2 separate regions of the Homo sapiens genome follow, and region 1 is linked to region 2. A link is a loop called in an ENCODE intact Hi-C map of the cell type or tissue named here. Cell type or tissue: endothelial cell of umbilical vein. All regions are shown on one strand. Links, peaks and the distances in the headings refer to the core of each region. The heading gives the core; the rest is flanking DNA.

Region 1 (15,420 bases), core at 2,396-10,395, 370 kb before region 2:
AGGCTCTTTGTAACATATGCTAGACACAGGGGCTCTACAGGGAGGCAAGAAAGCAATAGTCCCTTGCCCTCAGGGAGCTTACAACTGTAGAAGAAAAGATAGATATTAATCCGAAAAATTACACGAACATATATAAAATTACAGCTGTGAAAAATGGTCTGAAGGAGCTGTCCATCATGCTTGGAAAGTGGATAAAGTGGATTCAGCCTAGGCAGGAAAGGTGGAGAAGACATCCCTGAGAATAAGACGATTCAACTGAGGTCTGAGATGAGTAGGGATTTGCCAGGTGAACAAGTGAGAGAAGATGACTCCAGAGAGAGAAGCAGTAACTGTAAAAACCATGTGGTGGAGAAAAGCTAGGGGGGACTCTGGTATGAGATAAGGCCAGGAGGTAAAGAGGGGCCAGATGGTGCAGGGCCTCAGAAGGCATAAAAGGAGGTGTTTTTTATTTATCCCATAATCAGAGTGAACCTATAAAACAGTTTATGCAAGGCAGAGTGACAGAATCAGGTTTACATTTCAAAAAAGATCACACCCTGTATCAGTCAGGGTCCAATCAGGAAACAGAAACTATGCAGCAATTTGAACAGGGAAAATTTAACATCAAAGATTATTAGCTTTTTAACAGGAAATTGGAGTCACAAGGGATGGTCTGTGGGAAATAAAGAAAACTGGAGACAAGAGAGAGAAAGAATTCCAAGCATAGCCGATACAAGGAACTGCCACTAACCGAGGAGGAGCCTCCTACTGAGATCTGGAGCTTGTTGGAGACGCCATGGCCGTGGCTTACTGGACAACACAGAAGTCTCAGTGGTGGAACTTACTGAAAAATGCACCCTCTAGGGTACCAGGGAAAGCCATTCAAAAGGAGGTAACTCTCCAGAGACACTCCATAATGAAACTGCCCAAGAGCATGCCACAGGAAGCTTCTGGCCACTGGGTGCTGCTGGCCATGATGCACTACAGGAGCTGGGCTTAGGAGCCTGGCACCTGTGAAGCTGCCCACAGGAGGTGGGCCCTGGGAAATCTATGCACACTGCAGGAGGCTGCAGAGAGCCAGAGAGCCATACAGCCCAACTAGGAGAGAAAACTCCTTCCTCCTCCAGTGTCTCTCCAGTGCCCTCTGCTGACAAAGCTTAGCAACATGCCAGGTGGCAAAGGAAACATATTTAAAGGGCCCAGCCAAAGAAGGCAATGCAGAGTGGATTTGAAACTGAGGGGCCATAAATTGATAACCAGTAAACATTGGCCTCTTATATGGAGAGCTTTCTAGAAGAAGAGTAAAAGTGGATGCAAATAAACCACTTAGGGGGTGCTTAAGTAGCCCAGGAGAGGGAAGAAAAGGAGATAATAACCTATAGGTTCTGGAGCAAATACATGAGCAAGTTCCCAATGGATTATGGGAAGGACACCAAATAGCATGGCTTATGTCCCTGTGCTCACTGACCTTGCAGAAGAGCTGCCTCGAAAAGTATGGCTAAGAGACCAAGGAGAGTCAGCTGTCATACACGGGTCGTAAGACAAGAGATTGGCAGCACCAGCTGTGTGGAGTCCATTCTTTGTATACAAAAGGCAAAGGAGTAGTGTTGCTCCCAAGAGACAGACTTGCCAGGCTTAACAAGAACATCAGTTCCAACAAAAGCCACTCCCTAATCCATGCAAACAAACACTGTCAAAGCCAGGCCCACAAGGGCAGGCCTTTGGATCTAAAAAATTACTAGACAACAGCGAGCATGGCTTGTGATAAGGCCTTTTGGCTGACAGCCAGCAATCCTGGCCTTTTGGGGCTTCATACAGGCCTTCGAGCTACCTGCTATCTCAAGAAAATGGGTGGAGGGGAGTCCAGGTGAGGAGATGAAATGTCACAGCATGTCTCTGAGTCATCTCTCACGTCTCCCAAACATTAAATCGCCAAGTGGCAGAACCTGAGCTCCTACTGAGAAGCCAGGGTTAACGTAAATTTATCAACAACTATAATTTACTAAACACAAAAATAAGCGTTTAGAATGGCTTCCTCTAGGCAGTGGAACCGTGGCTGGAGACAGAAGTAGGGCAAATGACTACTGACGATTGCTTTTTAAATAAACCCTTTGGCATGGTTTAATTTTTTTTAAGACTTCACTGAAGGTGGAGAGTTTACAATTGGATAGAGAAAGTTGTTATATGATTTTGATATTGGACTGGAATTTTCATAACTCAAATAAGATTACTTTGGGTCTAAAAGTAACTAGAAAAATTTTTATTATCTGAGAGTGACGAAAGAAGTTGTAAGAATATGCCTGAGATGGTCAGTGGGAAAAGAACAGTTTCCCTCTCCTGATACTCCTCTGAATTCAGCTCTCTCAATATAATGGCACACATAGGAAGTGTGCTGAGAAAGAATCGCTTAGAATTGAGTTCTGCTGGTTGGTGGAACCAGGATTTCGACAAATCTGAATGTAGGGGTAGTCGTGGTTTCTAAGAGTTGAGTAAGCTCTTTTGTTCCATGAAAGTGTTGCCTGCTTGTAGGTTGGTTTGCATAATGCTGCAGTACCAAACTAAAATTCTTCTCATTTGGAAGTGTGAATCCATATCTCAGAATCAGTAGTGAAACAGACCATCCTGGTGGATTTGCAAAGCAGGACTTGGCTAAAACCTTGAATTCATTATCTGTCCATAAAGAAGATATGAGGTCAAAGAATAGAGATGGGAAGAGAGGTCAAGTGAGGATCCTTTGGAGAGATCTGCTGAACCCGCAACCAAAGGAGGTGGTGTGAGGGGCCTGCTTCTAACCTCAAGCTTACCAAAGAGGGCCTCTGAGGGACCACTCAGGGAGCTTGCAGTCCAAGGGATGCAGTGCACTGCTGTTTGATTCCCATCCAAGAAATCTGGAGGCACAATGGTGCCTTTCAGGTGTGGCAAATTCTGAAGGCTGATTTTTTTTTTCTTGTGGAGCCCTTTCAAAGTTTCCTCAAGCAATGCCTCCCCTCCAGCGGACTCCTGACGACAACCCCCTCAACTTACGCATCTGACAGTGAGGCCCCAATCCCCTTCTGCTGAGCTCTCACCTTCGAGAGGAAGTGTCTTAAGGAGAATTTTTTTCCAAGTAGCCAACTCCCTACCACTGACCCGCTTGGCCCAGGAAAAACTCAGTCATCATTGCCCTCTTGTCATCATATGGACAATTTGTTCGTAAGTCTAATTCAACCAACGAGACAGAAACTGCAAAGCTTAAACAGCTCAGTCGCCAGCCATAAATAAAACAGTGCCAGGAGAGAATAATTTTTCAACTATAAGGAGACCAAGACAAGGGAATAATTTACATTTCTGGTTTGCGTGAGTGGAGCTGCGAAAATAGCCCATCATATGTACATCACTATATTTTAACAAATTTCCTATTGGTAGACGGCTAGACTGCGACAGGAATTAACAGGAATTCCTACAAAACAAACCGGACTCAAGCCGGGCGCTGAACCTGGATGCTGACGGAGACGGGAAGAGAACACCCGCCCCGCAGACCTCGGCGCCTGCGCCGGCTCTGCACCGGCTCTCCGCGGCGCGCATGCGTTACGCCATTAGCGCTTTTCATGTGGCTCCTCCCCGGCCCCGGCGCGCTTACTGCGGGAAATGCAAAATTCCCTCCTCCTGCCCGCGGAGCCGGTTTCAAGAGAGCGAGCGGTGGGTTCTGGAACCACCCTGTCCTGCCGGAAGCGTACGCTCCCCCGCCTACCTGGGGACTGGGCGGGGCTCCAGGGAGAGAGGCCAGGCCTCCGCAGCCCCACCAGCTCCGGCCAGGTGCGTGGTATTCGAGAGTAGATTTGTTGTGAGGGTTAAAGTACTTAAAGTTCCTTGCCTTAAATAAAGAGCATAATAAATTGTGGCTGTTGTTACCTGCTTCCGTCACTTCTGGCGCCTGAGATTTGGTTCTTCCTCTCCAGGATTAATTTTGTTTGCTCAGTCTTCTTCCACCTGCTCAAGAATTTTAACCAGTTGCCACACCTGCGGCCTTCGCTTTACCCCTTCTTGGCTGGGCCTTCTCCTTCAGCTCATCTCCCCCATCATTTACAAATACCCTCCTGTTTTCTGTGCTCTGTCCCTACCTACCTCTCCTGTCCCCATCTCATGAGCGTTATCAAAGGTTATCACATTTGTCTCTTCTCCTCCCACCCCATCTCCCCAACTCACTGGAATCTGGCTGCTTCTACCCACTCCACTCAAACTGCTCTCAGCAAGGTCCTCAGCGACCTTGTCATGCACCCCAATGAACACTTTTCCATGCTGCTCTCTCTGCAGCTCCTGACACATCTATCTGAAACTGCTGCAAATCCCTCTGTCATCCACAATGCTCACACTCCCGGTTTTCCAAACTCTCTGATCACTATATTTGCCAGAAGTGTGTCTTCCTTCCCCTGCCCATTTCTGTTGGCTCCCACACACATGCTTCCTGGTTAGTTGTTTTTTTTTCACACTCCACACTTTTATGGGGTGAAGATCTCCTTAATGCCATTGTTTTTGCCTTGCTGATGACTCCCAAATCTGTACCTCTAGTCTAGATCTTTCCTCTGAGCTTCAAACTCCTGGCTATCCCACAGGCACCTCAGACTTAGCACCCCCAAAACATATCTTTTCCAGCAAACCTGCTTCAACTTCTGTACACTTTCTTCTTTGTCCCTCTTCTCACTGGATAACATCATGTGCTGTCTCAAGCCAGAAATCCAGGAGCCACCTTAGACTCCTCCCTCTCCATCATGCCCAGCTGTGGGCTGGCTTCCCTAGGAAACAGACTCAGAGATATTGTAGGTGGCTTATTGAGTGATGCTCTCATGAACAGCACCTGTGAGGGCTGAAGGATGAAGGACAGAGACAAGGAGTTGAACACTTAGTGAGGTTTAAACCGGGGCCTCAGCCAATGCTATGGCAAGCTCTGGACCCAGGAAGGTCCTTCAGAGCTGTTCCACGCTGAAGCCAGAAGCCACACACATATCCCTCAGTCAACCCGTCACTCAATGTGGGCTGCTCTCAGGAGGGGGCATGACCTTGGGTGAGGTGGCTTTCTCTGCTGAGGGCAATTCCTGGAGACAGACTTGGGCGAGAGCCATCAGCCGTCAAAACTCCCAGCATCTGGAGGGATGAGTGCCAAGTCTTAGAGGGAATGTGATTGTCACCATAGAACCCACTACATCCCTCATACTCGGTCACCAAGTGTTTTATCTATTTCTACATTTTAACTTTCAAATAAAATCCCTCCCTTTTCAGACTACTCTATCTGAGGCACCATGGCAGGGACAGAGCAATGGGCTGAGCAGACACGGTGCCAGTGCTCAAGAGGTTTACAATCTAGCTGAGTGAATAACCACCTAAATATATATTTTTAAACTACAATAAGTGTTCTTATTGTGTAACAGGGGAGGCTTTCCCTGTCAGGGAGTGACGTAGAGGCAGGGAAAGCTTTCCTGAAGAAGTATCATTTTCAATGGAATCTGAAAGATGAATAGAAGTTAACTAGGTGTATTCTTAGTTGGTTGGGAGGGGAGTGGGAAGAGTGTGGACAGGCAAATGGAATTGCCTATGCAAAGGTCCTAAGACAGGTGGGATAAGGCATTGGAGGACCTGAGAGGCCAGTCTCTGGAATGCAGAAACTGAGGAGGAAGAATAAGAGATGAGGATGAAGTTAGGCACGCAGGAGCCAGATCTTGCAGAGCTCATATTTGAGCCTTTTTTTCCTAAAAGTTATGAAAGCCACTGGATGATTGTGATCTCTGTGTAGTAAAAATGCTATGTCTTAGTTAAGCAGAATATGCAACTGCCCACAATCAAAGTCGATAAAATGGATCATATACATCTACAAAATGGTTTCAAGTTAAATTCTGTTAATGTTAAATGCTAGGGGCAAAAAAAAAAATGCAATGCAGATACCACTATTACAATAGCCTCCTTCTCTATCTCTAGAGGCTACTTGTAGTCCCTCTAAACAATAACACCTATTTTTGACTGCTTACTAAATGCTAAGTTTGCTAAGTGCTTTCCATAAAATATCTGGCTTAATATAACACCTTTAGGTGGGTACTATTTAGAAACTGGGTTCAGATAATATAATTTGCCCAAGTTCTCACAGTCAGTAAATGGCAGACACAAGCCAATTTTCCAGTTATAAAGCTAAAGCTCTTGATTGTACATTGAAATACCCCACCTAAGCTTTTGGAAACACTCAACTTCACAACTTTCAGTATCTCCATGCTGCCTTCAACTTCATTCCACCATGCCCTTCGCAGTAGACTCCCTTTGTAAATCAATGCCAACCTGATGCAAGCACAGGTTTGGAATACACACACCCTTAACACCATACAACAAACCACAGCTACCTTTTGAGGGCCACCACTAGAACCAGGACACTTTCTCCTGGCTCATCCCACCTGATACTTTTTCTCCTCCTTACCAACCCATGATTTTGATGCTCTAATCTCTGGCAGCTGAACCCAGTTCTAATTAATACATGCTAATATATGCTAGATAAATGTAAATTTACCTGAATAAGAGCCAAAGAAAAACAGAGGCAAATCCACTATAGTATTCTACTAATCATCCAGTTTGTCATTTTCTATGTTAAACCTCCCCCTCTATTCTTAATCAACAGTGGATAGGTTCCAAACTGCCTGTGCATAAACAATTATGAAAATATCCACTAGATGTCAGCCTTGAGCTGCAGTGAGGCTTGGGGAGCGGACATGGAATGGAAAACTCTTGGGAGTTTGGGTGATTTCCTTTGCAGTGTAAACTAAGGCAGGAACTGTAGTTAGCTTTTTGTATGAACACAATGGCTGGATTTTTTCAATGAGTATAAATACAATAAATTGGATCATGTCGTTCTTATTAACACGTTCCCATGGGTCCCCTTCTTATTCAGAGTAAAACCCAAAGTCCTTAGAACAGCCTGTGACACCCCACTGCTCCCACATTTCCCACCTCACCCATTTCAACCACACTGTCTCCTGAACACAACTGAAACTCTTCCTAGAAACACCTGAATGATTGACTATCAGATTCAAACATTCTGGTCACCTTACCAGAGGCCTTCCCAGACACCCTTTCTAAAATAGTGGCAGCCTGCACCACCCCCACTCATAATGCCCTGCCCCCTTACCTGACTTCTTCTTCACAGCACTTATCACCACCTAACATAACTATATTTGCTAGTTACTAGTCTTTCTCTGGAATCTCTGAAAGCAAGGGCTCTGTTCACTACTTTACTCCCAGAAGAGTGCCAGGCTTACATGAGGTGCTCAAAAAAATACTCATCAAATAAATGATCCTAATTCAAAGATATTCAGAGAAGAGGCCATAGTTCAAAGAGGCATTCATTTGTTTTCATTCAGTAGATACTTATTAAATACCTATTATCTTATTAATGAGAAACACAGTAAGTCCTTTGCACTTACAGAATCTCAGAGAGAATGCACACACAATTTTAAAAGGCTTTACAAAGAGAGAGATATTTGGGCCAGGTGTGGTGGTTCATGACTGTAATCTCAGCACTTTGGGAGGCCAAGGAGGGAGGATTGCTTGAGCTCAGGAATGTGAGACCAGCCTGGGCAACATAGTGGACCTCATCTCTATTAAAAATAAAGAAAAAAAAAATAGCCAGGCATGGTGGGCATGTGCCTGTGGTCCCAGCGGTCCCAGCTACTTGGGAGGCTGAGGTGGGAGGATCACTTGAGCTTAGGAGATGGAAGCTATAGTGAGCTATGATTGCACCATTGCAATCCAGCCTGGGCAACAGAGCAAGCCCCGCCTTAAAAAAAAAAAAAAAAAAAAAAAAAAAGCCGGGCACGGTAGCTCATGCCTGTAATCCCAGCACTTTGGAAGGCCAAGGAGGGCGGATTACGAGGTCAGGAGATCGAGACCATCCTGGCTAACACGGTGAAACCCTGTCTCTACTAAAAATACAAAAAATTAGCTGGGCATGGTGGCGGGCACCTGTAGTCCCAGCTACTCGGGAGGCTGAGGCAGGAGAATGGCATGACCCCGGGAGGCGGAGCTTGCAGTAAGCCAAGATTGCGCCACTGCACTCCAGCCTGGGCGACAGAGTGAGACTCTCAGAAAAATAAAAAATAAACAAATAAATAAATAAATAATAAAAATAAGGGGAGAGAGGTGAATACAACAATATGGCTGCCCACTATGAAAAACTGTGAAACAACAGAAACACGATGCATGCAGCATTTCTCTCTAGGCACTTCATTTACTACTCTGCCTCCAAATACAAGATTGTTCATTCAATTCTTAGAACTTCCAGATGGAAATGTTTCTGGAGTAGAAGCCTTTCTTTGTGATTAACCCGATTCCCTTCTCCTGCATTTAAACCCATTTTCTTTTGCATTTTATATTGCTTTGTCCTCAATGACAACAAAGGCCACAGGTTACCCTTCTCCAGATTCCTCCTCGTGCACAATTTACAGTGTCCTTGCCTTTGACCTTTAATTCACAGTTGAGAATTTTTTTTTTTTTTTGCCAAAACTCATAATTCAGTTTCATGATTTCCATATACATTTTCCCCATTCCTATACCTCAAGCCCCTGGAAAAATCTAATAATCGTCATCCTTTCTACACAAAATTTTGAGACAAAGTCAGGAAAAATAATCCACCATATGCACATGACTTGGTCTCATCAAGCCACAGGAGTAAATCACAGGCTTCCTTGGACCCGGCCCAGTGCAGGCTTCTCCAGCTCCTCTACCTTGAGAGGGGCTGGCATTCTGGAGAACAAAGAGGGTGGAAGGATGCTTTAGCAGATTATCGCTGGAAAAGATGATTTAAAAAAAAATAGGCAACTAGCAAATCTTAAGTGATTTTACCCTCCAATAAAGGTGTGTCTGAAATGCTGATGATTTCCTTTTATGTAAGATGTATGAGTTTCAAGCAGAGAATATGTTGGTGCATTTTCCTAATAAATCTACAACTTATGATTTATTGAGATATTTTCTCTCCTGTTAAAGAAAACATAGTCCTATTTCTTGGCAGCTGACAGCATATGAATGTTTCCCTCTGAAATCTTCTCTATTGCTTTCAACTAGAAAGGAACACATCCCATGCATAATTCTGTTAATTTATTTCTTCTCCTTATGGAAACTGTCCAAACAAATGTGGCCACTTGAAAGGTGCTAATACAATTAAAGTGATACACTCATTTCAATGATTTTATTTTACCCTAAAACAACATATTTACATAACCAGAGTTTGTTAAGAATTTAAAGCCTGTTCAGATAAAAAGCCTAGTTAGACCCTGGTAAGTTATGAATATTGGCCCATGACATTATTAGGAGACCTTGGCTGCCTTATAATACTAAGCAAACTTCAGCCAGGAGTAACACCTCAATGGATTCACAGTAACAAACTGAGCCAAACTCTTCAGACTGGGGTGCTCATTGTAGTTCTAAATTTCAGCTTAGAACAATATGTAATGTTCCTCTTAAAGTGATTCTGTCAGGGGCTAGAAACCAGAATGAGGATAGAGACTGTTTGCCCTTTCAAAGGTAATGACAGTCACAGACTGATCGGCAGAATATAATTTTTGAAATAAGAGCCCAAGAACAATTGTTCAGAAGAATATTTTAGAAGTTTGACAAATAAAAGATCTTTATCCACTCCTTTCAAACTGCATGAAAACTCACAATTGCACTTACCTATACTTCAACAAATGTGTTATCCAGCCTTCATCTCTGGGCTGGGATCTGTAATATCCAACTTGCCTACCTTCCACTTGGTCCTCACTTAGTCCCCGCTGAAGATACACATACCTCAATTCAGTGTGTCCACAACAGGCCTCAGAAGCACTACAGGCTGAGTATCCTGTAACTGAATGCTTGGGAACAAGTATTTGGGAGAAGTGTTTCAGGTATTTTTTTGGATTTTAAAATCTGGCATTATACAGGTTGAGCATTTCCTTAAAGTGTCTTGTCTGCACTCAAGAAGTTTTGGATTTAGGAGCATTTCAGTTTTCGGATTTTTGGATTAGGGATGCTCAACATGGAGAAGCTAGGTTCGGTGGGCTCTGTTTAACTCTGCATAGTAGGCCTGAGAAGTGTAAACGAGGCTGTGGCTTCAAACTGGACCCCATGTTCTGACCCAGAGGCCCTGGCCTCTCAACCTCCCCTCTCCTTGCTACCTGCTCACTTGAGTTGGAGGTGACCACAGAGAGAAGGCACTCCATCCCCACTGCTCTCCCTGGCTGAGGATGTAAGCCAGCCTGCAGGCTTCACTGCTAGCTGAGAAAATGGACTCTGCTCCTGCTCTGTAAACCTTGCTTACCTGCCACCACATCAGAGCATGCAGGTCCCAGGGAGGGCCTAAGCCACATTCGCCAGCTGAATTTACTAAATGCCCTACTTTGGGGGGATTTATTGAACACATGCTCAGGTTGTAATAAAGGTGTTCTCCATTTTCCTGACAATCCTTGTATGAACTCTCCATAAGCCAGAAACTTGGAGGGGAAGAATGGGTTGCATCAAACCCACCTTGAACCCCTGATACATTTTTGATGCCATGACTCATATCTAATATGACAGACATGGAGGGATTAAATTTGAAAACAAGTACCCGCAATGAGATCAAGGCTCTTGCTGCCACCATGGCAGCTGACTGGAGAAGCTACATGAACCTGGGCAATTCGCCCTGACCTATGCAGCTGGTCACAGCAACTGTTATTGTGATGTCAGATGGAATAAAGCACAGCTTTGTCTGGAATCCTCAGGTGCGCAACAAAAAATGAGATTAGAAAATGATAATGTATTCTAAGAATCAGAAGTAGCCTTTCTTTGGACCACACAAACAGAAACAAACAGAAATCTGGCCTTGAGCAAAGACACAGATGGGAAAGCAGCTTTCACAATGGCCTTAGATCTGCAAGGCAGTTCTGCTTCCCAAGGACTTTCGCATCTTGGTGGAGATGGCAAGGCACCTGCTACAGCCAGAAAAGGGTCCCTTCAAAGGAGGCTTCTTCACGCATAGGTAGAAGCCACAATGGCTGGAATGGGCAGACCTCTAGTGGGGGAGCTTCTGGAGTATGGGCATAGTTCCCCTTTGTTCCTCAGCCACACTGAGGGATGAGTAACGAAGGCTGTCAGAGGAGAGACAGAAGCATCAGGAGAGCGCTGTCTTAGAACAGTCTTATATTTCCTGTCCCAGTGACTGGCACCACTTGCGACTTACCCAACTCAGAAACCTGGCAGTCATTTGTTCTCATCACAACCCGCAGTCAAGCTGACCCCTCCATAGCTCAGTTACTGCTTTACGTCAGGTACTCCTCTTACCTGGAAAAATTCAAGGCCCCTACCAACTGGTCCATCTGCCTCTGGTCTGTTAATAGGACATCCTTTAAAATCTCTCAATGGCTCTCTATGGCCTTTGACATAAATCTCAGAACACCCTCATACAATCTCTCTAGCTGCATCTTGCCTTGAATTCTATTCTTGACTCAAATGGCCTTCAAATGCCAAGTTAAGCAACACTTTCTCTAATTTTCCCCGACAGCATTTCCCCAGATTGTGAGATATTTTTCCTCTATGTTCCCCTATCATCCTTTCTGAAATCTGAACATGATGTGTCTATCTCCTCCACCAAGAGAAAAGTTCCTTAAGCATAGGGACCACATCTTTCATCTCTGGATTCATAATACAGACGGCTAGCATATGGGAAGCTCTCCAAGTGCTGGTGACCCAGAGATGAGTAAAATGCAGTCCCTGACCTTAAGAAGCACAGTCTAGTCTAGAAGACGGTTACACAAATAAACTGCAATACAGAGCAAGTGCTAGGGCAGATGCATAATCAAAATACTCTATAAACAGCTTCCATCTCTGCAGTTCCATCATCTGATACATAGCATTAGTCACACTGCTGAATTTTTGCTTGTCTCCCAGAACTGTGAGCCTGAGATATGAGATAGGAAAGGGTGGGGAAGAAGAAACTTCCATTCATCTTTGAATCCTCAGTGCCTCACACAGAATCTGTGTGTGTGTGTGTATATAATATACATACATATATATATATGGAGTAATTAGTCCTGCCCTTCCTAGGGATGAAGGGACCAGGGAAAGCTAAAATTAGGGAATTGACATTCTCAGTGAACTTGAAGGGCATCTCTCAGAATGAAAGGGAAAAGTGGTGCTCCAAGACATACAGCATGGGCAAAGGCATCAAGTGGCAGAGCATTTGGGGAGGGCATTTTGACAAAAGTGGTTGATTTTAGGAAGATGCCCAAAGTAAATTCGAACTGTGAGGATATTCTGCCACTCCAGTCTACCCTCTTAGGGATCCTTGGATGTCCTAAGAGATGCACAGTGAAGTGGTTATCCTAGATCTCCTAGCCACTGCTTATGAAATACAATGACGGATTCTGACCTGGGAAGGACAACTACAAATCCTGAGACAACATAATTCAGAGGTGGCCACAAGAACAACACACAAAATTTAGCATGAAGCTTTTTCATTTTTTATTCACTACAGACCAGGGACTACCATGCCCCAAATTCAAACAGAATTGAGGATGAGACCATAATGGTCATTCCGCCGATTTGGGAATCATGATCTATAATTTTCTTAGCAGGGTTCAATAAGCTATAGTAAACATGTCTCAGAAGAAAAATGAGCCCAATGATTTCATGTAATGGAACTGCACAGTTAACAATGGTTCTGTGGAATATTTTACATAACATGACTCATGCTTTTTGGCTGATAGAATCACAATGAACTGCAGGTCTTGGTCTAAACCAAACCCTTTAATGTGCATAGAAGGCAAAGAATGAAATCAAAATGTTTTGTATTTTTATCTCGATTTGTAGTTTTAATTTATGGAGGCTTCGGGGAATTCACACACACACACACACACACACACACACACACGCACACACCACAAGTACACTTTCAGCAAGCTGAATGTACTTTTCTTTTTTGAGAAGGAGTCTTGCTCTGTTGCCCAGGCTGGAGTGCAGTGGCGTGACCTCGGCTCGCTGCGACCTCCACCTCTCGGGTTCAAGTGATTCTCCTGCCTCAGCCTCCCAAGTAGCTGGGATTACAGATGCACACCACCACGCCCAGCTAATTTTTGTATTTTTAGTAGAGACAGGGTTTCACCATGTTGGCCAGGCTGGTTTTGAACTTAAGTGATCCGCCCGACTTGGCCTCCCATAGTGCTGGGATTACAGGCATGCACTACCACACCCGGCCTTGAATTTTCATGTACTTTGTTGTTTGCCCTGCTTCTCTAACCTGTAAGCTACAATCAGGCTATCACCCACTCAGAGGAAAGACCTGGATCATCGCGTGCCGGAGACAGACTTGCACCCCCCTACTCTATCCTGTCTACTCTGCAGAAGAGCCTGAGTGGCTCCATGCCCCCTGGTGTCTATAGATGCTACACTGTTCTATCTCAGAGCAAGGAATCTTGCCAATGGTTTTATTTGAATACACTGTTTAAAATCTGGTATGTATAATTTCTAAAATACACATGAATAGGTAAAATAATTTGTCCCTGTTATCTGAAACTTTAAAAATACAAACACTGACTAGAATATTCCTGATGTCAAACGGGACGTGTGACTTTGCAGCCCATTATTTTTATACCAAGAAAATTAAGTTAAAGGAATAATAAATTATGAATGTAGCATTTGGAATGTCCCAAATATGGGAAGAAATGTAGAGAAACAGAGCAACATGGAGGGAAAATCCTAGTACCAAGAAAGCAGTACAAGGTTACAATAAACCTCCAGGGACATGAAACTGTTTAGTGTTTTGGGGTTGCACAAAGTCTACCATGATGAAGAGCTGACCAGGTTATAACTCCTTCCTCATCAAAATTCAAATACAGCTATATGTGAAATGTTCCATAAAATGTCAAGTCTGGTTATATATGAATCAGTAAGCAAACTGACTTTACAAAAATTCCATGACAGTAATGTTTGCAGAAAAATATTTCAGGTCAACTGATATTTATTCTGCATAGGGCTAGAAAAAAGAAAAAGCTTGTAACTTCTTTACATTCACTGTTTGCATTATTAGTAAAAATATTTATAGGACACAAACATCAAATGTTGTAATAACATTTTCTTAAATTCAAATTTATTATGGTTCTTAAGAAAATATGTGATTAGGCACCCAAGATCTTTCCAAAATGTCATAAAAACATTTTAAAATTATTCATTTGAAAGTGTTATCCAATGTTGTATACACTTTAGTTTTCAATATAAAAAGGTAACAACATGAACGATATTATGATTTCATGTATTCATGCAAGGTGAAGAGGAAATGATGCTGAATCAGACTCCCAAACCCAAACATCTGAGTAACTGAGTCAAATATTTTAAAGCCGATTTATGTATGCCTGTGTGTATATGTGTACACTTATTATTTTAACTACCATATGATTATCCAAAAACTGATCTGAAAGTGAGAAAAAAAGTGGGATAGCTGATCGTTGTCCCAACTCTTCAAATTCAACAATTTCATCATTTCTTCTCTATTACAACACCATGCTACATTAAACATCCTTCAAGTACAGAATCAGTACTACCATTTCTTTCTTTTCTTTTTTTCTTTTTTTTTGAAACAGAGTCTGGCTCTTTTGCCCAGGCTTGAGTGCAGTGGCACAATCTCGGCTCACTGCAACCTCCGCCTCCTGGGTTCAGGCAATTCTCCTGTCTCAGCCTCCTGAGTAGCTGGGACAGGCGCATGCCACCATGCCCAGCTAATTTTTGTATTTTCAGTAGAGTCAGGGTTTCGCCATGTTGGTCAGGCTGGTCGTGAACTTCTGACCTCAGGTGATTCACCCACCTCGGCCTCGCAAAGTGCTGGGATTACTCCCCGTGAGCCACCACACCCGGCCCATTTCTTTCTTTCTTTAGCAACAATAGACATTGTTCTACTTCCTGGATTCCACGATCTAAAGCTAAAAGATAAGGAGAATCTGGCTTCCTCCCAAAGCAGCTATGATGAACTCCTATCAACACTGTTTTGGACAGCTGGACCCTGAAGGGTACACTCAGGAAAACAGGAATATTTGTGGTCATTTCCAAACCCAATGCATCAGGGCCGACTTTAGAAACATAGTCACAATTTTATGCCTCATACTGCTTAAACAAATTTAGTGCTATAGTCCACCAAAGATCTTAATCAAAAGGAAATTAGAAAGGGTCTGGCTGGGGAACATTTTGAGACCCAACTAAAACCCAAGATATAGTTAGTCTGATGAAAAAGTGGTCACCCAAACATTTACTTATTTTTCACTCTTGATTCTGTGAAAAGGCTTCTGAAGACCAGCTTTAGTTTCTCTCCAACCTAGGACCTTATTGATTGGTGCTGAGGGCTTTTTCAGAAGGTGTAACTCTTTCCATTCTGTTTTGGAGGAACTGATGAGGCTTGTTTTCTCTGGGTGTGCTTCTTGTTCCCCCAGA
Region 2 (15,420 bases), core at 4,755-12,754:
CAAAGTATCTGTCAATAACAGAATGAATACTGTGTGGCTTATTCGTAAGATGGAATCCTATATAGCAGTAAGAATTAATATATCATGGCTACATGCAGCAACATAGATAAAATCACCAGTGGTCGGACACGTTGGCTCACGCCTGTAATCCCAGCACTTTGGGAGGCTGAGGCAGGTAGATCACGAGGTCAAGAGGTCGAGACCATCCTTGCCAACATGGTGAAACCCGGTCTCTACTAAAAATACGGAAATTAGCCAGGCACGGTGGCGCACGCCTGCAGTCCCAGCTACCCGGGACGCTGAGGCAGGAGAATTGCTTAAACCTGGGAGGTGGAGGCTGCAGTAAGCCGAGATCATGCCACTGTACTACAGCCTGGGTGACAGAGCAAGACTCTGTCTCAAAATAAAATAAAATAAAATAAACAGCATAAGGTTGAGCGAGAAAGAATAGGGCACTGCAAAAAAACAAAACAAAACAAAAACAAAAACATGCAATATAATTCCTTGTATATCAAATTCAAAACCTTTAAATACTGAGCAATATATTGTTTAAGGATACAAATAAATGTGGTAATGGAAATCAGGGGAATGATAACACAAGATTGAAGACAGTTGTTGCCTCTGTGAAAGGAGAGAATAGAATGAGACTGAGAGGTACTCCACTCAGAGGACTTCAAAGGTAATGGTAATATACTTTTTCTTAAACTTGATATTGAGTATATGAGTATTTGTTGTTTCATTATTATTTATACTTTACATGTATTTTACTGATACTTATATCTATTCACTGTTTAATAAAAACAAGTATGAAACAAAGTAAGGAAATAAATATAAATTCAGGATTCAGGGAAGTAGTTGCTGGGGTACAGGAATGAGCACGGCGTAGGGGGAATGAATGCGTTTAAAAACTGGGACATAGGAAACCTCTATGTGGTCTTAAATAGTGGTACTGAAATGTTCTACTTCTTGGGGGATGAGTCCATATGTCTGTTGTATTCTTTTGCTTAATAATTTGCTTGTACGTCAAATATACACTTTTGTATATATTAAATAATTCATAATAAAAAAATTTCAAGGCCATTCAGGTCTAGCAGTACCATTCAACTCACCAGAATGCATCTCACTGTGTGAACAGCACTTGGATCTTTATGGTTGGCTGCCCAGTGAAGTGGGATCTTGCCTTCAACATCAGGAATCCCAATGTTAGAATCATGCTTGATGAGCAGCTTCACATGCTCAGGGTTATTGTAGTAGGCACTCCAATGCAGAGCTGTTTGCTGCAAAATCGAGAGGTTCTCGAAATAACAACAGTAACAACTAACTTTCCCCAATCTTTTATTGTGGGACAGGCACTGTTATAAGAGTTTTATACAGTAGTTGCCCTGTATCTTTGTTTTCACTTTTCATGATTTCAGGTCTCTGTGTTCAACCGAAGTCTAAATATATTAAATAGAACATTCCAGAAATAAACAATTCATAAGTTTTAAATTGTGTGCCATTCTAAATAACATGTTGAAATAGTGCTTCATCCCACCCCATCCTACCTGGGACACAAATCCTTCCTTTGTTCAGCATATCCCCACCGTAGACATTCCCTGCCAGTTAGTCACCTAGCAGCCAACTCAGTTATCCCATTCATTGTCACAATATTAGATTCACAGTGCTTGTGTTCAAGTCATCCTTCTTTTACTTAATGGCCCCAAAGCTCAAAATTATTGATACTGGTGATTCAGATATGCCAAAGAGCAGCTATGAAGTGTTTCCTTTAAGTGAAAAGGTGAAAGCTCTCAACTTAATAAGAAAAAATTGTTTGTTGAGTTTGCTAAGCTCTACCGTAAGAACAAATCTATCTGTGAAACTGTAAAGAAGGAAGAAGAAACTCATGCTGGTTTTGCTGTTGCATACCAAACTGCAAAAATTATGGCCATAGTGCCTGATAAGTGCTTAGTTAAGACGGAAAAAGTACTAAATTTGTGGGTAGAAGATATGAACAGAAATGTGTTCCTATTGACGGGAATTGGGTTTGACACTATCCGCAGTTTCAAGTGTCCATTGGAGGTGTTGGAATATATTTCCTTTGAACAAGGGAGACTATTGTCTATTTAATTGCATGCAGTCATCTTACTATCTCTGGGAGACAAGTATGTTTTTAAATTTGCATGTGATTGATGAGGAAACAGCACACGGAACCTAAGTAATCTGCTCTGGGACACAAAGGAAGTAAGTGGCTGAACTGAGATTTTAACCCAGGCAGTCTGACTCCAGAATCTGACCTCTTAGGCATGACAGTTATTTAGTTCATCCGGTACTGATAACACTGAGAAAGAGAAAGCGGCCCAGTCATTTATAAATAATCATCAACAAAGTAAGTGATGATCTTGATAATGCACATCTGGTTATCACCAAGGACCTTAAGAACTTGACAGGATGTTTCGAATTTTAATATCTATAAAAAAATACATGCATAGGAAATTCATGCATCTGGAACCCATTCCATGTATCAGTAGACAAATTTTAATTTAAATATAATTTTAGAGGATAAATTATTAGACCCAGTTATTGATGAAAAGATACATTTTGAAAATACAGCAGCACTTGCTTTAGTCAACCTAAATAACAGAGTCTCTCTAAAAGAAAATAATGTTTGGCTGGGCGCAGTGGCTCATGCCTGTAATCCCGGCACTTTGGGAGATCGAGGCGGGTGGATCACTTGAGGTCAGGAGTTCGAGACCAGCCTGGTCAACATGGTGAAACCCCGTCTCTACTAAAAATACAAAAATTAGTTGGGCCTGGTGGCGCATGCCTGTAATCCCAGCTACTTGGGAGGCTGAAGCATGAGAATCGCTTGAACCTGGGAGGTGGAGGTTTCAGTGAGCCAAGATCACACCACTGCACGCCAGCCTGGGTGATAGAGTGAGACTCTGTCTCAAAAAAAAAAAAAAAAAGAAAGAAAGAAAATAATGTTTATTTGGTATCTGGTAGTAGGGCATTGCTAAACTATGTGTACTCAAGTAAAGGAAGACAAAAGTTTTTAAAAGAAAAATGAGCAGGATTACGTAATTGTTTTCAAATGATGATCCTTGGCTACAAAGATCGATAACAAAGATAATGCCAGTGCAAGGTTGGACAGGCAGTTGCTGGGCAAATGTCTTTGAAGAAGTAATTTTTGTGTAAGGTTATGATGGCCTTTGTGCAAGGCTGTGGTTTTTGCACAGTCTGTGATTTTTTTTTTTTTTAATCAGGCTTACAAGCACAAGAATCCTCTCTTCATGGCCTTCCCTGGCTCTGTCAGGTTTTGTTGTTGTTGTTTTAAACAGAAACAACTCCATTTTGATTTTGACAATGTTCACACTTTATTTCAGATAAAAGTTGAAAATGATCATCTTGAACTTGTTGAAGTTGCTTTAAAATCTCTTCTGCTGTTCTCGTCAACATAATTCTATAAGACTGGCTTCCCTATTAGGATAATTATTAAGAAAAAATGTAAGAACTGTTTAAATATATATTAGCCCTCGTGAGTAGCATTGTCAGCAATCCAATCTACAATTAGATAATTTAATGAGCAGGAACCAAGCTCATCTGTCACATTAAAAACTTTAGAAACTGACATACATGGTATTCCTTCAAGGTGTACCTATAGGCATTTAATATGAACACTCACTATTTAACTTACTACTTTTGCTTACTAACAACTGCAGATTTTTAAAAAGCCACAAGTATAATAGCACTTACTAATTACCTATAACCACATCTTCAATAAACAACACGTAATTCCTTTCTTTTCCTATGTTATACTTGTTCTGATTCTATTTACTGAAATGTAATACTATGCTGAACCTAACAGTAATCCTATTAACCTTTTTCCATACATACAAAAATTGAGGCACAGAGGAGTTAAGCAATTTGCTCAAGGACACAGAACAAGTTAAGTAGTGGATTCTGGGTTGAAACCCAGGAAGGCTGATACCAAAGCGTAGGCCACTAAACCACTAAGCATTTAGGACATTGCCATGGGCATTTGGCCATCATGAGTCTAACCACCTATAGTAACTATTATGACTCCCTGTCAAATATTGGGTTTTGGAGTTAAGACAGGACTGATTTTTTTTTTTTTTTTTTTTTTTTTGAGACAGTCTCACTCTGTCACCCAGGCTGGAGTTCAGTGGCACTATCTGGGCTCACTGAAACCTCTGCCTCCCAGTTTCAAGCGATTCTCATGCCTCAGCTTCCCGAGTAGCTGGGATTACAAGCGCATGCCAACATGCCCGGCTAATTTTTGTAGTTTTAGTAGAGATGAGGTTTCACTATGTTGGCCAGGCCAGTCTTGAACCCCTGAACTCAGCTGATCCACTTGCCTCGGCCTCCCAAAGTGCTGGGATTACAGGCATGAGCCAATGCGCCCGGCCGACAGGACTAGATTTGAATTCTAGTTCTGCCACTTGCATCTTGGGCAAACTTTTAATCTTCCTGAGCTTCAGTTTTTCCATCTGTAAAAAGATGATACTACCTAACACACATGGTTGCTGAGAGGATAAAATGACAGAATTTAAGTGAAATACTTCCCTGAGATGTATGGAGATTTGGAATTGTTCTACCATGTATATATGTGGTAATTCAGGCCTTCTTCCTTGAAATTTCACATCATAAAAGGAAGCATTTGCTTTCTGGTCTTATTAGTCTTTGATTTTGAGTATCCATTACCTTGTTTTTATCCTGTGTATCCACTTCTCCTGGTGCCATAAACTTCAGCAGAAGTGCCAAACACTTAGGGCTCCTGTGCCGGGTGGTCAAGTGCAAAGGAGTCATCTCTTCCAGATCCTTTTGCATCCAGTTTGCTCTGCGTGTAAGTAAGAGTTTCATGAAACGATAATTTCCCTAAATAAAAAACAAGAGATGATAAGAAAAAAATGTACTATGGGGTCAAAATTTTTTTTAATTTTAAAATGTTTTAAGTATGTTAATTATTCTCCTAGAGTAATAACATCCAGAGAAATTAATAAGGAAAAATGCTTGTAATTCCACTATACTATCAATTGTTTTATTTTTTCATGTTTCCTTCCAAGAACTTTCTACATGAATATAATTTACATAGTGGCTGGCCAATATTTTATTGCAAATAAAACAACATGTTTTATTTAACCAGTCTATTATTGTTAGATATCTAGAATGTTTCTAATATTTTTTTTGTAGTAAATGCTTCACTGTACATCTTTTTTCACATTTTTTTTCTTAATTTTTTCACAAGAATAAATTATCAGGAACCAAATTGTTGGGTCAAAGACGTTTGCACATTTTACAGTGTTTGGTGTATTTTCCAAATTGCTATCTAACAGCAGCAATGTGTAGGTGTATTAGTTTCAGCACATTTTGACCAACATAGTACCTATTATTTATACTCAAAGTGTAATAATGCGAAATAAGCAGAGATGTTAAATCCCAATTTACAGGTGAGGAAACTGAGATTCAAAGTAGTTAAACGTTTTGTTCAGGACCTCTGGTTAATAAGGTATGGATGATTAGTTTTCTTAAAGAAAGCTATTTATGGGTACAACTAAGGTAGAGGCAGCTTATTCAAAGTTTGGATCCCAGGGCCGGGCGTGGTGGCTCACATCTGCAACCCCAGCACTTTGGGAGGCCGAGGCGGGTGGATCACGAGGTCAGGAGATTGAGACCATCCTGGCCAGCACGGTGAAACCCCATCTCTACGAAAAATTAGCCGGGCGTGGTGGTGGGCGCCTGTAGTCCCATTTACTCGGGAGGCTGAGGCAGCAGAATGGCGTGAACCTGGGAGGCGGAGCTTGCAGTGAGCCGAGATCGTGCCACTGCACTCCAGGCTGGGCGACAGAGTGAGACTCCGTCTCAAAAAAAAAAAAACAAAAAAACCAAGTTTGGATCCCAGACTCAAACGGTCACCTAAATGCCAACTCAGAAGTCATGGTAGGCCCACCCACTTGCAGGCAGTACTCTCCAAGTCAGTTAAATCCTCCAGTCTGGTAGAATCAACCCACCTCAAGAAAGAAGCAGGCCGGGTGCGGTGGCTCATGCCTGTAATCCCAGCACTTTGGGAGGCTGAGGTGGGGGGATCACGAGGTCAGGAGTTCTAGACCAGCCTGGCCAACATGGTGAAACCCCGTCTCTACTAAAAATACAAAAATTAGCCAGGCGTGGTGGCAGGCGCCTGTAATCCCAGTTACTCGGGAGGCTGAGGCAGAGACTTGCTTGAACCCGGGAGGCAGAGGTTGCAGTGAGCAGAGATCGCACCACTGCACTCTAACCTGGGTGACAGAGCCGGACTCCATTTCAAAAAAAAAAAGAGAAAGAAGCTTAGTTACAAGGGCCACAGCAAGAGTGTTAATGAGCCAGGCCAACCATTACATAGTAAGTCTGTGTAACATGGCAGCTTTGAACAAAATAAGACTCTAAAAATTGTTCTTCTGGGCTCTTTTCTCAGATCTATTTCCTCATTTTTACTTCCAGTTGGAGGTTTCTATGTGCTTGGTACCTCAGATATTTCAAGGTCAGTGTGACCAAACAGTATTGCCTGATCAGGTTCTCAGCCTACTTCGTGCCTATTTATCTCTCCCTATTCAGAGGATAATGGCAGGCAGGATTATTTGTCCATTTGTCATCCTTAACCTTGTTAGAAGTGGGCCCTTTTAGCATGATAATGCATTGATGTTCTCCTATGAGGGACTATCAATATTAGTAAGGAATACATTTTTTAATCAAGCAGACCACCTACTGTGAAGAATGTGCAGCTCTACAGCAAGCTTGTCCACACCGCGGCACCTGGCTTGCACGTGGCCCAGGATGGCTTTGAATGTGGCCCAACAAAATTCTTAAACTTTCTTAAAACATTATGAGATTTTTTTGCGTGTTTTTTTTTGTTTTGTTTTTTTTGCTCATCAGTTATTGTTAGTGCTATTTTATGTATGGCCGAAGACAATTCTTCTTCTTCCAGTGTGGCCCAGGGAAGCCAAAAGATTGGACATCCCTGCTGTAAGGCAAGGTTACTAGAGTGACAGTGAGGTGCAGAAGGACGAATGAGAACTAACTGCTTGCCCACAGGGGCAGAGATAGGATTGACTCAGTCCACCACAGGGGCAGAGATAAGAGAAGATAAGAAAGACCATGGCTAGGAAAGAGGATCTGTAGACTGTCTATATTAGATGGGAAGACTTGGAATAGGTGGAAAAGCCAACGGACTCTGCTGGATATTTCCTCTCAGAGAGGTTTCCCTTGATGACCCTAAATAGAACTTACTTGTTATTCTTTATTCTAGTACCTATTCATTTCTCTCATAGTACTTTTCTCAGTTTGCAATTACATATATATTTGTTTGTTTCTCTTCAGTGTGAGCTCCCTCACAAACTGTAAGCTCCATGAAAGCAGAGACCATGTTTTATTGATCCCTGTGCTCAGCATAGTTCCTGGCACAGAATAGGTGCCTAATAAATATTACTTGAAGAAATGAGTAAATAAGAAGAAATGAAATATCTTCTAGAGGTTTTTGTTTTCATTTAAAAATTCTTATTTACAAGCCTGGGAGTGGTGGCTCATGCCTGTAATTCTAGCACTTTGGGTGGCCGAGATGGGCAGATCACTTGAGGTCAGGAGTTCGAGACCAGGCTGGCCAATATAGTGAAACTTTGTGTCTACTAAAAATACAAAAAAAATCAGCCGGGCATGGTGGTGCAAGCTGTGGTTCCAGCTACTCGGGAGGGTGAGGCATGAAAATCCTTGAACCCAGGAAGCGGAGGCTCCAGTAAGCTGAGATTGCACCACTGCACTCCAGCCTGGGTGACACAGTGAGACTCTGTCTCAAAAAAAAAAATTAAAAATAAATAAATAAATAAATGATAAAAATTCTTATTTACAGTTGCTATATTAGATCATAACAGTTAAGAATCTTAATTCTCAAATACCTGGTATTTGGTTATTCTTACTTTTTAATGTTTCATTTTTCTGAGCTTCATTAATAGTGTACATCATTTATCTGGACTTGTCATTTCATTTGATGTCAGTTCTTGAGAAGGAAGATGCTAAAATTTCCTCAAGAGGGCACCCTGCTCTAAATTTCTTGCCATCTTTTCTTTGGGGAAAAAAAAAAAAAAAAAGTTTGCCCAGGAAAAACAAATCTGTGTGACACTTCATACCGAAAAATAAAGTTTGACCTTTCTGAACATAACACTTCAAATATTACAGAGTAATTCATCATGACCTTTAAAGATATTCAATCAGACAGTCATTTCGATTGGAAATTAGAGGAAAAGGGAAGGAGAAGAAGGAAACTAGTATATGTTGGTGGGGGTAACTACTGAGCTATAGACACAGTGCTTGGCATATTTACACTTTACATTATTCTGAGGACTCTACCCTCACAAGACACAGTGCAACTCAGTAATGATATTTACTCATTCATTCATTCAACAAATATTCATTGAGCCTTGTTATGAAGCAGATAACAGTACAATGCTCGTACTTTGTTTTACGTATTACAAAGCTCTTTGACATAATTTCATCTTTGTTTCTCACAGAAGTATCATCAAACATTTTCACAGATTAAATAAATTATCCTCCTGTGCCTCTATTTTCTCATATATAAAACAGGGGTAATAATGGTACCTGAAGTTATTATGCATATGAAATGAGACAAATGATATTTGTAAAAGTTCTTAGAACAGTGAACAAAGCAAATGCTCAGTAGATGTTTTTATTATTATAAATAGTTTTCCAGTGTGTAGTATTCAACAAAACATAGATGGTCAGATAGAACCAAGAATGGCCCAAGATAAAGGGCATGCAGACAGAAAGATCTGATTGTAATATACACAGTTCAGCTAGTGATTAAGAACCAAGATTAGGAAAAGGTAAAAGTAAAAATAGTTAGAATGTTATAAATAGAGTAGTCCCCCTTTATCTCCTGGGGATACATTCCAAGATCCCCAGTGAATATCTGAAACTGCAGATAGCACCAAACCCTCTATATATACTATTTTTTTCATATACACACATATCTATGGTAAAGTTTAATTTATAAATTAGGCACAGTAAAAGATTAACAATAACTAATAATAAAATAGAACAATTATAATAATATAGTGTATGAAAAGTTATGTGAATGTGGTCTCTCTCTCTCAAAATACCTTAGTATTTTTAGATCATGGTTGACCACAGTAAATGAAATCACAGAAAGCAAAACCGTGGATAATGGGGAATTACAGTAGTGGTTTGTCTGATTTTTTTTTTTCACTGAGAAAGATGTCTATATTCTGCCTACAGATAATGATGATATAGGACCAACAAAGGCATAGACAATAGGAATTTAGCAGGTACCTTGGGGAGGAGGCCAGCATCTCCTATTTCAAATGACAGAGACCCATCAGATATTATCTATGAAGGCTGGACTAGAAACAATATAATTTACTTGGACCAAGGCCAACCTGTTTGTTCTCCTAAACAAGCAACTGGCTGGGCACAGTGGCTCACACCTGTAATCCTAGCACTCTGGGAGGCCGGAGTGGGAAGATCACTTCAGCCCAGGAGGTCAAAACTGCAGTAAGCCATGATTGTGCCCCTGCACCCCGGCCTGGGTATCAGAGAAGACCCTGTCTCAAAAAAAAAAAAAAAATTGTCCTGTATGCAAATTCAATCTTTGGGAATGAGCAGAAGGGACAGAGAACTTTAAGTGCTAAAATCAGGAGAATATTTCTAGTATCAATGGAACAGAGGAAGATACTAGTTTGAGGCAGTAAGCTAATTTGACAACCCTCTGAAGGTTGTGTGACCCTTTGGACCCATGTTATAGGCTACTTTGCTTCCTGTAAAACCTTCTCATTACAGAAAGTCTAAATACTTCCTCGGTATTTCTTGAACTGAGGAGTTCTTATGTTTTTGAGAATATTCTTATAATGCAAATACTTTTTGGAGGATTTGGAAGTTAATCTATTTTTTTTTTTTTTGGGACAGAGTCTTGCTCTGTTGCCCAGCTAGAGTGCAGTAGCACAATCTCAGCTCACTGCAACCTCTGCCTTCAGGGTTCAAGCAATTCTCCTGCCCTAGCTTCCTGAATAGCTGAGATTACAGGTGCCTGCCACCAAGCCTGGTAAATCAGGTTTCACCATGTTGGCCAGGCTGGTCTCAAACTCCTGACCTCAGGTGATCCGCCTGCCTCAGCCTCCCAAAGTGCTGGGATTACAGGCGTGAGCCACTGTGCCTGGCCTGGAAGTTAATCATTTAGTATAACCTGTTAGAGCTATACAGAAACTGATCCTGTTTGGAGGACGGTTTGTTTTAGGGTCTGCTTTTATAATTTTGGAGTGGGTAGGAAATAGTATAAGAGCGAAGGAGATAATAGATCAAAAGAGGATATATACTTAAGAAAACTCTGATGGTAGGTAAGCAGAAGTAAGGGAGCTGAAGTTACAGGAAGGTCTTGATTTAGTCATTTAAAAGGACATTACTCTGCTATGATCAGGTCCATCATGCTTCTGAAATGTGAAAACATTTCCCAATATCTCTGAAACAGTGAATAAATTTTTTTTCGTTTTTCATTAGGTGGTCATAATTTTCCTCTAAATCTTCCTGTAATTAACACCAAGAGCTTCTTTCATCTGTCACATAAAGATTATGACACTTAGATTTTCTCCAAATGTATGAAAAGGGTGAAAGAGAATTAAAAGTTCTCTGACCCAGAGAACAGCACTTGAAAGGAATCTGGGAAACAAATTAGGTCAAAATGTGATTTTTAACTTTATATTTGTGTCTGTCCAGTTCTCTTAAGATGAACTCCTTTTTTTAAAAAAAAAGCACATAGCTATTTAATGGTAATAACAATGATATGGAGATTTTGAGAAAAATACTTTGATATTTTGCTTTGGATTTTTCATTTTTTAAGTAATAAAACCTAACAGATAAAGTTAATACTTCCTTTGTGTCCCCAATTCCATTACCTTCTCTCCCTCTTTGGAGACTACTATCCTGAATTGGGTGTTTATCATTCCAATGAATGTTTTTATGCTTCTATTTCATACAAACATATATATATATATATATCCATAAACGACATAGTATTGTTTTACATGTTTTCAATCTTTGTACAAATGGTCTTGCATGAATCGTGTCATTTTTTACTCAAAGCAGTATTTTTCAGATTTATTCAAGTTGCCTGGGTTCATACATTTTCACTGGAATAAGTATGCTGTCATATGAAAATAATATATTTATTCTTCTCTAGAGGGATATTTAGCATGTTTCTCATTTTTCAAGATTACCCAATATTGTAATGAATATTCTCATACATATCTCCTGGTAAGTACATAAGAATTTCTGAAACTTCTGGTTTGAGATTGCTCTCTAAAATAGCTACTCCAAGTTAACATTCATAACAGTAATGTATGAGTTCCTGTTTCTCCACATCCTCACCACACTGGGTTTTGTCTGACTTGCTAATTTTTGCCAATCTGACGGTTACAGTTTTTTGTTTTGTTTTTTAATAGAAGGGGTCTTGCTATAGCTTGCCCAGGCTGGACTCAACTCCTGGGCTCAAGTGATCCTACCACCTCAGCCTCTCAAGTAGTTGGGGCTACAGGCGTGCACCACTGTGCCTGGCCTACAGCTGTGTTTTAATGTGCATTTCCCGAATTGAGGTGGAATGTTTTTATATGTTTGCTGGATATTTGTTTCTTTTGTAAATAGCCTTCTTGTGTTGTAACTCATTTCTGAACTTGGCTATTTGTTTTTTTTTCTTACTGATCTATAGGAGTTCTTTATGTATTCTGGATACTAATTCTTGGTTGGTTTTGCAAATATCTTCTCTGTGTGGCTTATTTTTTTGCTTTATTTATGCTCTCCCACTAGGAATGAATTCGTAATCTGAATAATATTGTTTGCTTTGTTAGCATTAGATTTCTTCAAATATTTTGAAATTTCTGTCTGCAGGTTCATTTTTGTTTTTCATTTGTTTGCTTTGTTTTCCTTTTTTCTCCTTGTTGACCCATAGAGCATCTTCCACCCAGCTCCTAGTCCATTATAACAATCTGCTCCTACACAGATCTCCTGGAGCCCTGTCTTCAGTGATATTAGGGATGTCACAATTATTAACAGTGAGCTAGTGAGTAGCTTCCTGACCTGAGGCTTGGATGGTGTCCTGCTTCTGCCATTTCTCTAGATAAACAGCTTCCTATAAAGCTGTAGCCTCATAGTGAGGCAAAGAATATTCCAAAATTCTAAGAATTTTCTTGCCTTTTGCACAAATATGACCACCTTTCAATCAGTGAAAAGGAAGGAGGCATCTTCCTGAACCCTATTCTGAAATCATATTCTACAGGACTGCTGTTTGTTCCCAGTAAGTGCCTTTATGATTAACTTATAGATAATTGGCAGCTGATCCTCAAAATATTCTGGATCCTACCTCTACATTTTTTCCCCAAAATGGCTACCATATTTTCTATATCTGTCTCCCTGGGGCCTTTGCTATTTGCTTCCTCTTCAGCTGAGACGATTACTTTAACAGACTTCAATGCCCAAGACTTGACTAAAACTGCCTACGGTGGCCCTTCTCCCCACTGGAGTACTGAAGAGGCCAGATGTTTTCCCAAAACCAATACTTTGGGACCTACATGTTTTCCAATTAATTTCTTTGCATTCTTGTTCTGTGTCCCCAGTGCTTATATTTTCTGTCACTGTACTTGGAGAGAAAAACAATTGCTCACTATATATATATAAATGTTCACTATATTTTTTTGTTCATTTACAAATTGGTATAAAATTTTGGCCTAGAAAGATAACTATATTTATAATAGCACACACAAATGTAAAGTAGGTACTCTGTCATAGTTCATTTTAAATCCTAAATATATTATATACCCAAAATACATTACTTAAAATTGAAATGGAAAAATAGAAACATGATTTATTAATTATAATTATAGCTATATAATTATGTATTTATAAACTCTCAAGGCATTTACTGTATTAATTTGTAAAAAGAATTACTATCCCTAGGAAGTATATAGGTCGCAAATATCAGTAATTTCATTATATCAAACTTTTCTGTAGTGGTTGCAGACACAAATGAGTTTTGGAAATACCACAATAGTGTTGGGAGAGGCAATCTGCCCTGGGCCTTGAATGTCCCTGAATGTACTTACTGGGTATGCCAAGAATGCAAAAGCTTGACTCCACTTTACTGGGACCATTTTCCAGAGTGGGGTTTGCAGTGAGCAATCTTGAGTGACGAGGTAATGTCACCCACCAGGGCAAAGAACAAGCAGGCTTGCTTACTACTCTATTTACTAAAAGCTGGAGATTCCCAAAATCTAGCACTCTTCAGATGTCATGCAAACCCACTGTGTGCTGGGCCCATCTGAGTCCTCCATATTGCCCCCATAATCCTTGGAGGGGAGGGAAACTCATGCAAACAGATAAGTACTCCTAGCTCCTAGCTATGCCATTAGTAATGACGCTTTTCGTCTCTGATGGGAGTCTTGTGTCTTCTGCCAGCATCTGCAGCTAACTTATTACCTTGTAAATAGGGTTAATTAAATGCCAGAACTGACAAGACAGTAAAAGATGATAGGATACTGACAGAGACATAGTTTTCCTTTCTTTCTTCCTTTTATTTTTTTGAGACAGAGTCTCACTCTGTCGCCCAGGCTGGAGTGCAGTGGCGCGATCTTGGCTCACTGCAACCTCTGCCTCCCGGGTTCAAGCAATTCTTGTGCCTCAGCCTCCCAAGTAGCTGGGATTATAGGTGTGTGCCCCCATGCCTGGCTAATTTTTATATTTTTGGTAGAGACGGGGTTTCACCATGTTGGCCAGGCTGGTCACAAACTCCTGACCTCAAGTGATCTACTCACCTCGGCCTCTCAACGTTCTGGGATTACAGGCATGAGCCACTGCACCCAGCTGGAGAGACATAGTTTTCTTGAAGAGTAAGGACAAGAACCCTAGAGGCCCATTCTCAGGTATCCTTAGGTTCAAGGGTGAGAAGACCCCCTGAGATCATGCCCAGGTGGTGGGCAAGGTTAAGGGGCGAGTGACCCCAGTATTCTCTCTGTTAATGAGTCTGAATGGTGAGAGGTGGGATTAAAGCAAGCCACCCAAATAGTGCCTTTGTTTTTGCTCACCTTCCTCTGGGCAGGCAAAAGAAGGAATGGTACATGACCACGGGGGCAGCAAGCTGAAAGACCATGTGGTTGCGGCTGCAGGGCCAAGAAATCTCCAAAACAGAAATAAATGGAGAGAACAATGAAGATTTTGCTATTTGACATGGATCTTTAGGTGGATTGAAAACATTAGAAGTTCATTTGGTTGAGACATGAGTGAGCAGGTGCTCAAAAGTGAATGTGAATGCAAAACCTTGCCTAATAGGACAGAGTCAACTGTTCTATGTATCTGATTCCTGCTTTAGCCTGACTTATTTGACATTGAGGACAAAGCACTGGGTATACAGGTGGCCACTGTCTGAAGCAAAGCTGCTGGCTTAATGGTCCCTTAAATGCCTTGGCCTGGTTTGCTGATGCTTTGGCTAAGTTAAAACCCGATGGTGTCCAGTAGGGGGCAGTAGCTGTCCAACCTCAATGACAGCTCCAGGAGACTGAGTGGTAATGACCAGTTAGCCCAATGGGCTGAAATGAAAAGCCATCACCCTTACCTTAGGCAATACTCCCAAAGACTAGCCGTATTTTTACTGATTCTTGGTCTGCTAACAGTACTGTAGTCACCTGGTCTGCCACTTGGAAGACTACAGTTGGTAAATTAAAGATATTCCTGTTTGGGGCCACAAACTACAAACAAATTGTGGCTGCCAATCAGACACTTTGGGTCACTCACATAGATACCCACAGTAACAGTAAGGGCCTGCTCTCTGATAAGACCGACTGAAATCAAGTCGCTGAACAAGTCTGTATTGCCTGGTCACTGGGATTTGCCACTAGGATCCATCACTGCACTAGATAAGGCAATGAACCCACCACAATAGAATGGATACAAAGTAAAAGGTATGTTTTTCATGCAGAAGATACCACTGCATACCAGACTTATGTATCTTGCCCAGTTGGCCTCCTTTTCTTGTGGTGAAGGAGTCCACATTACATGGAGGATTGCCCTTGCCCCTTCCCAGCAGGGACCTCTGTCACCTCCTCTTGGGCTCACCTCGTGCCTTTCCACCATAGACATTTTTCAGGTTATGGTGTTGCTGCTCCACCATATGGAGTTGCTGCTCCAATCTGATTAGCCTATTCAAGCTATAGCACTGAGGACCATGTTTTGGGGTTCCTAGACCTTCTATAGTCTGACCATGATATGCCTAACAATGAGCCAATAGTTAGGTACTTAATGGACATTCCATGCTTCCTACCATCCTCAGGTATCTGGAATTGTTGAGAGCTTGGAAAGGCCTTCTTGAAAATCAACTCA

What was found. Hi-C counts contacts between places; a loop is a spot of excess contacts. Peaks named below come from ENCODE experiments on the same cell type or tissue, not always from the same donor. Only the 100,000 strongest peaks of a DNase experiment are listed, where the experiment ranks them.
Region 1: it touches region 2 in a loop (12-fold over the local background); 13 of 110 quality-filtered maps call a loop at or near these places.

The regions. Positions count from the first base shown.
Region 1 is chr9:100,587,042-100,602,461 of GRCh38, reverse strand. CAVIN4 (caveolae associated protein 4) reads right to left here. Exons shown (of 2, transcript NM_001018116.2): 2 at 14,073-15,420. Among named protein-coding and RNA genes, the nearest start is that of CAVIN4, 17 kb to the right of the region's middle. RefSeq lists an enhancer at 3,421-3,715. In endothelial cell of umbilical vein, for the core only: a CTCF peak has its summit at 6,647 (motif pointing right); DNase peaks (open chromatin) are centred at 3,551 and 6,671; H3K4me3 peaks cover 577 bases.
Region 2 is chr9:100,215,517-100,230,936 of GRCh38, reverse strand. INVS (inversin) reads right to left here. Exons shown (of 17, transcript NM_014425.5): 4 at 4,702-4,875; 5 at 1,110-1,277. Among named protein-coding and RNA genes, the nearest start is that of INVS, 120 kb to the right of the region's middle. In endothelial cell of umbilical vein, for the core only: a CTCF peak has its summit at 8,053 (motif pointing right); a DNase peak (open chromatin) is centred at 8,086.